Linked DNA regions of Homo sapiens: region 1 is linked to region 2. The links are chromatin contacts, found by Hi-C or POLR2A ChIA-PET in ENCODE. All regions are on one chromosome and are shown on one strand. Each heading gives the region's core, a stretch centred on a gene start or an enhancer-like site at or near the end of the contact. The rest is flanking DNA. Distances are from core to core; before and after follow the strand shown. Region 1 holds the start of EVA1B (eva-1 homolog B). Region 2 holds the start of ADPRS (ADP-ribosylserine hydrolase).

Region 1 (4,196 bases), core at 215-2,714, 230 kb after region 2:
GCCCAGTAGCACCTGGGAGCTGTGGGGGCCGAGGCAGTCCGAAGGTGTGGGGTAGCTCTGAGCTCATGTGCAGGTCCGGTACCCCGAGCGCCTTGCAGCGGGAGCCGGGGCCCATCAGTAATAGTGCATGCGGCCCAGGGTGCCCGTGGCCGTGGGGCTGGGCCCCAGCGTGCCTGTGCCCAGCAGGTCCGGCTGCCCGGTGCGCCAGATCTCCCGCAGGATCCGTTCGCGCTCCTCCAGCCGCTGCGCCCGCTCCAGCTCCTCCGCCGACGTGAAGACGTTGACGTTGAGGGGCCCGTCCGGCTCTGCGGACAGCTCGGGGCCCGGCAGCGTGTCGTCGGGGCCCAGCCGAGTCACCGTGTCCTCCTCGTCCTCGTCGTCGTCCTCGGGCTCCAGGGTGCTGCTGCGGGGGTCCCGGCGCTGAGCCGGGCCCCGGGGCCGCGGGCGGGGCGCCCACGAGATGCTGATGACGAGCAGGCAGAGGGTGAGCAGCAGGCCGAAGCAGACGCCCAGCACGAAGTAGAGGCCGAAGCTCTCGGGGTTGGCTGCGGGGCACAGGGCGGGGGTCACGGAGAGGCCCGGACGGGTGGGGGTTGTCCCACTTCCGAAAGACCCCAGGTTCTAGGTGTGGGGGCGAGGCCTGTAACCCCTACTCGAAGGGCATTAGGGAACCGCCAGCGGGCAAGAGGGCGGGGAGCGGGGCGGAGGGGACGGACAAGGCGCTGGGGAGGGAAGGGGATGGTGGTCAGGGAAGGGTTCAGGCCCCCAGTCTTCCGGCGCCCGCCCTCACCGCGGATGTGCGCGTAGGCAGCCAGGCTGTTGCTGAGCAACTCCATGTCCCTTCGCGGGGCATCCATGCTGCTCTGGGGGGCAGCTCCCCTACCAGCCTGCGAGGTCAGCAAAGTCAGATCCTTCTCCCAGCCTGGAGCCCACCCCGACCCCTTCCGCGGGCAGCTCCTCTCCCGGGAGCCGCGGGCCCAGGTTCCACCCTGGAGAGAGCGCTTCCCTAACTTCGTGGCGGCCCGGGGCCCTGTCGGGGGGAACCCCTCTCCCGGGCGCGGACGCCCCTCCAGTCCTGGGAGCAGCGCCGGGGACCGCGGGAGGCCCCGCCCCCTGGTGAGGTCCCCAGCTGAGGCCCGGTTCCGCCGTCCCGGGGCGGGATGGAGGATAGGGACGCTGAGCCTCCACGCCCCAGGCGGGCTCCGGGAAGGGAAGCTGCCTCTCTCCTCGCCCGGCCGCCCCGCGGGGACCCACCGGCCCGGGGCCAGGCCCACTCACCGTCAGCGCCCCGCTTCCCGGCTGCCCGGCCCCAGCGCGTCCCGCGGCCGCATACACTGGGTCCGGCCGCCCCCGCCCGCTCGGGTCCCGCCGCCCCTCCGGCCCCGCTGGGCTCCCAGGCCGCGGCAGCACGGGCGGGACACGGACCGAGGGACCAGCCGGCGGAAAGTTTCCTCCGAGGAAAGAGGAGGGACGGGGCGGGGCGGGGCGGGCGGGGAGGCGGGGAGGAAAAGGGCTGGGAGAGGAAGGGGAGAGGAGCGGGCAGCCGGGAGGAGGGAGAGCCCGGCCCGCGGGCCGTCCGTCCCCCACAGGAAACCGCCGGGGAGGCCGCGGCAGGGACCCGCCCCCAGGCCACTAACAGCAACAACAGAGAGGCTGGAGCTCTGCCTGCGTGCGGGCCAAGGGCTAAACCTTGGACAGGTTCTTTCACTTACTCCGCCTGACAACCCTGCGACGTGATACCATTATCCCCACTTCGCAGATCAAATAAACGGAGTCTTGGAGAGATTGAATTGACTTTACCAAAACCGTCAGGATTTGAATCTGCTGCTCTCTGATCCTAAAGCCTGAGCTAGAAACCACCGCTCCCCCTCCTAGGAGGCCCCTTCCAGGCAAAGCTGCTTCTCTTCCCCAGACCCATGCTGGACTGGAAGGGAGGGGACTGTCCACCCCTCCTTCCAGGGCCCAGGCTTGAATGTGTCCCCTGGCCGAGCTCTGGTCTAGTCACGCAGGGTTAATGATTGTTGGACTCCAGCTTTGAGCCAGGGCCCGGCCAGCAGTCTCGCAGACCCCAGCGTGGGGCCTCTGTGCCTGCGAGCTCCTGCGCTCTTGTGCACCAAGCAGCTTGTGGCGGCTTGTGGCAGATCCCACCCCATCCCGTCCCCCACCCCAAGGCTAAACCTGCCTGTGCTCACACACGCATTTCCCACCTGGGCTTGTGCATGCAATGTGGTGTGTGATCAGTGTGTGTGGCGGGGGGCTTCCTTCTGCCCTGTCTCCACGGGGCCCCCCCATCATGGACCTCCCCTCCCTTGCTGGAGCTAGAATGAGGGGGAGGCCGCCTTGGCGGGAGCCTTAGAGAGGAGGAGGAAAGGGGGAGAGGAAATTGCAGACATAGCTGAAGGCGCTGCCTGAGGCCTGTGGGCCAGCGACCCTCTCCCTGTCCGGGCTGCAGACCCCTACTCCCCCAGTCCCGAGACTGGGTTCAAGTAGAGGGCAGATCTAGATGGGGGAGGACTAGGACTGACTCCTATGGGGATGGAAAAGGGACTCCTGGGTGTCTTTGTGACTGTTTAGTGTGTTCTGTGAATGTGCGGGCAGGTATTTTTGCCCACATCTGTATATTTGTCTATTAATGTGATGTATTTGAGTATTGTTGTGGGGGCGGGTATGTCTGTATATAAATCTGTGCAGCCACTAGTCAACAAATACTGTGTATGCCTAGCACTTCCTAGTCTAGTCCACAGCATCTGTGGGTTTAACCAACTTTGCATCAAAAATATTCAAAACCAAAATTGCATCTGTGCTGAACATGTACAGACTTTTTTTCTTATCATTATTTCCTAAACAATAGATATATTTAATTTTTTTTCTTTGAGACAGGGTCTCACTCTGTCACCCAGGCTGGAGTACAGAGGTGCTATCTCAGCTCATTCACAACCTTTACCTCCTGGGCTCAAGTGAGCCTCCCATCTCATTCTCCCAAGTAGCTGGGAGGGACCACAGGCGTGCACCACCATGCCTGGCTAATTTTTGTAGAGATGGGGTTTTGCCATGTTGCCCAGGCTGGTCTTGAACTCCTGGGCTCAAGTGATCCACCCACCTCAGCCTCCCAAAGTGCTGGGATTACAAGTGTGAGCCATCATGCCGGCCAATAGTGTATTTTCATAGCGGTTACATTATATTAGATATTATAAGTAATCAAGAGATGATTTAAAGTATACAGGAGGATGTGTATAGGTTAAATGCAAATACTGAACCAATTTATTTTACATCAAGGACTTGAGGATCCTTGGATTTTGGTGTCTATGGGAGGGAGGTCATGGAGCCAATCCCCTGAGAATACTGAGGGACAGTTTTTTTTTTGTTGTTTGTTTTTGTTTTTGAGACGGAGTCTCGCTCTGTCACCCAGGCTGGAGTGCAGTGGCGCGATCTCGGCTCACTGCAAGCTCTGCCTCCCAGGTTCATGCCATTCTCCTGCCTCAGCTTCCCAAGTAGCTGGGACTACAGGCGCCTGCCACCACGCCTGGCTAATTTTTTGTATTTTTAGTAGAGACCGGGTTTCACCATGTTAGCCAGGATGGTCTCGATCTGCTGACCTCGTGATCCACCTGCCTTGACCTCCCAAAGTGCAGGGATTACGGGCGTGAGCCACCGCGCCCAGCCCTGAGGAATAGTTTTAATGGGGATTTAACAATAAACAGAACAGACACAAATCCTTGCCCTCATGGAGCTGACACTAAATTGGAGAAACAATAGAAGATAATCTCAGATGCTTCTAAGTGCTGGGGGGCATGACAGGATAGGGTAATGCGATGGACAACACCTGGGAGTGGCTCTCACAGGGACATCCACAGTGAGACCTGAATCCTAAGGAGGAGGCAGCTGTGCCAGGATCTGGGGAGAGTGTCTGGGCAGGAGTAAGAACATGCTTGGGATACCTCCCTCCAAGGGAAGAAAGCCACGCAGATGGTGTGTGGGTGCAGGGGAGAGTGGCAGGGGCTGCCCGTGCAGGGACTCGATGGCCTTGTTGATGAGCTTTTTCTTTCTTTCTTTCTTTTTTTTTTTTTTGAGACGGAGTTTCACTCTTGTTGCCCAGGCTGGAGTACAAAGGCGCGATCTCTGCTCACTGCAACCTCTGTCTCCCGGATTCGAGTGATTCTCCTGCCTCAGCCTCCCGAGTAGCTGGGATTACAGGC
Region 2 (4,542 bases), core at 548-3,047:
TTATCTTCTGTTCCCTGCTGTGCATGTGGCCCCCTGCCCCTCGCTTGAGTAATATCCTCAGGCAGCCCTGAGTGTAGACCCTCCCCTTGCCCTGTGTTTTCTCCTTCAGACCAACAACGAGCTTGAAGCCCAGAGAGTTGCAACGGAATTTGCCTTCAGGAAGCGGCTGCGGGAGATGGAGAAAGTGTACAGTGAGCTCAAGTGGCAAGAGAAGAATGTGAGCATCTCCAGGGGCCTGGACTTCCTGCTGTGGGATGAGAAGCCGCATGCCCCCGCCAGGAGGCACTGGACCAGGCATGCACGTGAGTCCAGCAGGTGGAAACCAGTCACTCTGTCCCCTGCAGACCTTGGAGGAGATCGCTGAGCTGCAGGAGGACATCCGGCACCTGGAGGAGGATCTGCGCACAAAGCTCCTGAGCCTGAAGCTGTCCCATACCCGGCTAGAGGCCAGAACCTACCGGCCCAACGTGGAACTCTGCCGGGACCAGGTGAGAGGGTGTCCCAGTGGCGCACGGGCCCCCTAGCCAAGGTTTTCTCATATTCCTGATGGAGCAAGGGCACTGCTGTCAAGGGGCAGCACTCAGGTAAAGGACAGTGTGGCTGACTTGGAACTCCCAACCCCTCTGCCTCCAGGCACAGTACGGCCTCACCGACGAGGTTCACCAGCTAGAGGCAACCATCGCTGCCCTGAAGCAGAAGCTGGCGCAAGCACAGTAGGTCTCGGGAGTGGGCGGAAGGAGCAGTGAGACGCTGCCCACAAATGGGGCCTCTTGCTGGCTGCTGGCTCCCTGGGGCTGTCTTCCTGACTGAAGGCTATGCACGCAGCCCAGGCCTCCCAGCCTCATGGGGGCTGGGGGGTTGTCAATGTCCTTCCCTAGGGACGCACTGGACGCCCTGTGCAAGCACCTGGCCCGGCTGCAGGCTGACATTGCCTGCAAGGCCAACTCCATGCTGCTGGACACCAAGTGCATGGACACACGGCGCAAGCTGACCGTGCCTGCTGAGAGGTTCGTGCCTGAGGTGGACACCTTCACACGTACCACAAATAGCACCCTGAGTCCACTCAAAAGCTGCCAGCTGGAGCTGGCCTAGCCTTGGAGGACTGCAGGAGGAGGGCAGGGTTGGGTGGGCAATGGAAGGAGGGAGGAGAGAAATGAATGGAATAAATGCAGAGGATCTCAGGCCGGCTGTTCTCTGCCCCACTGTATGTAGCCAGCAGGGAGAGGGTTCTTGAACACCCTCCTGTCTATGGAGGAGCAAAGATGGGGAACACTATTCCTCCGAACTCCATGTACCAAATCCAGTTCTTTCCCTCCCCTCAGGGCACCCCTCTCTGGGCTGGGTCAGCACTCCTGGGCTGCAGCAGCGCGGCCTCTACCTGGCTGTGTCCCAGTTGGCCCCTGGTCCGCCCTCCTGATGCTTAAGGGAGGCCCACAGGGGGCAAGGGCCCGGTGGGAGGGCTTGGGGGTGGTCCCGGCCTCGGTGGGGAGGGCCGGCTGGGGGTGCGGAGTTAGGGTTGCTCGCCTGCGGAAGGCAGTGTGGGCTGCAGTGATCCAATGGTCTGGCTCAGTGCCCATCCCCCGGAGACCCCATAGTGGCCTTCCCACCCAGTTAGCCCAGTGGTGAGGAGCGGAAAACCGAGACTCAAAGCACAGGCTGGCGGGAAGTGCGCGGCGCCGCGACTCCGGGCCGCTGGGCGGCGCTGTGGGCCTGGCGGCGGAGTGGAAACTCTAGGCCCCAGGGAGCGCTGCGGACGGAAGTAGGGAAACTGTGAGGGCGGCACCGGAAGTGGCGAGCAGTCTGCGCGCGGATGGCCGCAGCGGCGATGGCGGCAGCGGCAGGTGGAGGGGCTGGCGCGGCCCGCTCCCTCTCGCGCTTCCGAGGCTGCCTGGCTGGCGCGCTGCTCGGGGACTGCGTGGGCTCCTTCTACGAGGCCCACGACACCGTCGACCTGACGTCAGTCCTGCGTCATGTCCAGAGTCTGGAGCCGGACCCCGGCACGCCCGGGAGTGAGCGGACAGGTGGGCGGGGCCGGGCGCAAGTCAGAGGCCGTGCGGGAGGGAGGCCGAAGGGGCGCGGAGCCTCCGGGGGCGACGGGTCGGGGGTGCGCGGGGATGAGGCTGCCGAGGGCACCGGGGCCAGAGCCGGATGACCCGCAGACAGCTTGAGCTCAGCGAGTGCCAGTGCGATCTCCGGCCTTATAGACGTCTCGCCCCGAACATCCCGTGCTCGGGGCGTGGCAGCACCGGGGCCTCAACCGTGCAGGGTGTGGATAAACCCATCGTAAGTTGAAAATACCTGAAGTGGAAAGTGCGCTTTCAGCTTAGACGACCGTTTTATCTGGACGCAGCCCCATCGGACGTCGAGGAGCCTATGAATGCGTATCAGCGTTATCAGAAAGCCGAAAAAAACTTAAGTTGAACCATCCTAAGTCGGGGACTGTCTGTCCACCCTTGCCGACTTGACCTCTTTTTCCCGGTTCTCTAGAGTCAGTATACCACCAGCCCGTTCTCCACCCCGCAAGGCGTGCTTTGGAAGCCTGACTCTAATCGCGTCCTCCCCTGCCTAAAACCCTGCTGTGATTTCCCATTACCCTTAGTACAGAGCCACATTCCTTAACGTGTCCGACGTGGTCCGGCCCTCCCACACGTCTGCAGTTTCGTTTTCCGCCAGCCTTGGCCTTGCTTTCTGCTCTTCGGTTCCTCACACCATGATTCCTCTAGGCCAGGCGTTTGCATGCGCTGTCTCGCCTGTAAAACTAACTTCCCTTCCCTTGTGGGCTCAGATCCCGGCTCAGGTAGCAGGTGTGAGGTCAAGCAGAGGAGGTGAATCTTCTTGGAGAGCAGGTAGCATAGTAAGAAGAAAGGGCCATGGTCAGAACCCTGGAGAACACCGGTAATTAAGAGGGAGGGAGGGAGGGAAGGGGATTAGGGAAGGAAACAGTTTGATAGGAGGAGAAGCAGGAGTGGCTATCAACGAAACCTAGGAAAAGAATTTCAAAATGAAGACACTGATCACTGGTGGTGTGCTCCAGAGAAGTGAAGTAGGAGGAGATCTGGATCCAGAAACTATCATTTTCAATCTGGGTATGGTGGCGCACACCTATAATCCCAGCTACTCCAGAGACTGAGGTGGAAGGATCATCGCTTAAGTCCAGGAGTTCGAGACTAGCCTGGGCAACATGGCAAGATCCTGTCTATAAAAAAGAAAAACAAAACAAAAACAAAAAGACTGGAGCTGCAAGGATGGCAGCCACAAGGGGATGGAAGTTTTCTTTCAGAAATCAGAAGATCAAACCATGATGTAGGCTCATAATAAATAAATACATAAAATAGAAAGCAGCAGGACTGACTTGGAATAAAGAATTGCTGAAAATCCCATTGCTGAGATCCTAAGGCTTCCCAGGCCCACGAAAGTGAATGGGAGTGAGAAACTGATTTGAGGTCATTTTAGATGTGGTAACTCTGAAACATGAGTAGAGGCTGGGTGCCGTAGCCACAACTGTAATCCCAGCGCTTTGGGAGAGTCCACTTGAGCCCAAGAGTTTGAGACCAGCCTGGCAACAGGATGAAACTCCATCTCTACAAAAAAAAAAAAAAAAAAAAAAAAAAGCCAGGCGCAGTGGTGTGCACCTGTAGTCCCAGCTACTCGGGAGGCTGGGGCAAGAGGCTCCTTGAGCCTGGGAGGTCGAGATGGAGTGAGCCATGGTCGTACCACTGCACTGCAGCTTAGGCAACAGAGTGAGACCCTGTACCAAAAAAATAATAATATAAACTAAAATAAAAGGTGAGCAGGGCCAGGCACAGTGGCTCAGGCCTATAATCCCAGCTCTTTGGGAGGCCAAGGCAGGAGGATTGCTTGAGCCCAGGAATTCAAGACCAGTCTGGACAACAGAGTGAGACCCTGTCTCTACAAAAAAATAAAAGTAGCTGGGTGTGATGATGCATGCCTATAGTCCCAGCTACTTGAGAGGCTGAGGCAGAAGGATAGCTTGAGCCCAGGAGTTCAAGACTGCAGTGAGCCATGATTGCACCAGTGCACTCCAGTCTGGGCAACAGAGCGAGACTCTGTCTCCAAAAAAAGCAAAAAACAACAACAAAAAAAACAAAGGTGAGCAGGAGGCTCTCATCCTCCCTCCTCTCCCCACAGAAGCCTTGTACTACACAGATGACACAGCCATGGCCAGGGCCCTGGTGCAGTCCCTGCTAGCCAAGGAGGCCTTTGACGAGGTGGACATGGCTCACAGGTGAGGGGGATGGTCCTGGGCTGAGGCAAACCAGGTGGGAAAGTTATTGCACCCCTTGACCAGAGGAATGACATTTGTGCATGTCCACGCCCCCAACCCTCCACAGAAGCCTGTGTCAGGCTGGCACAGCTTCCCAAGCTAAAACAGCAGCACTGCTGGTGCAGGCTCCTTAGGCCCCCGAGGCTTTCTCTTTTTCCAAACTAGCCTCGATTTCTTCTCTCCCAACCCTTAGAGGCATCTTGTAAATCTGAATTCTGTCTCCCCTTCTGTTCCCTAGATTTGCTCAGGAGTACAAG

Evidence for each region. A loop is a pair of places that touch in the nucleus more often than their neighbours do. ChIA-PET counts read pairs that join two places held with the same protein, here RNA polymerase II (POLR2A). Pooled maps may share reads with other maps.
Region 1: a loop to region 2 is called in a pooled map, with 2.8 times the contacts of the local background. The contact joins the promoter of EVA1B here to the promoter of ADPRS in region 2. A Hi-C loop is called at or near these places in 3 of 50 pooled maps. POLR2A ChIA-PET finds 5 or more read pairs at or near these places in 2 of 52 experiments (CD8-positive, alpha-beta memory T cell and H1).

The regions. Positions count from the first base shown.
Region 1 is chr1:36,322,181-36,326,376 of GRCh38, forward strand. It overlaps EVA1B (eva-1 homolog B), which reads right to left and starts at 1,465. Exons shown (of 3, transcript NM_001304762.2): 1 at 1,279-1,465; 2 at 791-887; 3 at 1-545. The coding sequence starts at 857. The coding sequence ends at 115. It also overlaps a transcript of SH3D21 not described here. RefSeq lists silencers at 663-852, 943-992, 1,053-1,412, 1,503-1,732 and an enhancer at 734-1,618.
Region 2 is chr1:36,087,095-36,091,636 of GRCh38, forward strand. ADPRS (ADP-ribosylserine hydrolase) reads left to right here and starts at 1,798. Exons shown (of 6, transcript NM_017825.3): 1 at 1,798-2,021; 2 at 4,150-4,246; 3 at 4,524-4,542. The coding sequence starts at 1,811. TEKT2 (tektin 2) reads left to right here. Exons shown (of 10, transcript NM_014466.3): 7 at 110-217; 8 at 345-488; 9 at 634-713; 10 at 879-1,181. The coding sequence ends at 1,092. RefSeq lists enhancers at 1,301-1,886, 1,887-2,471 and silencers at 1,616-1,705, 1,816-2,245.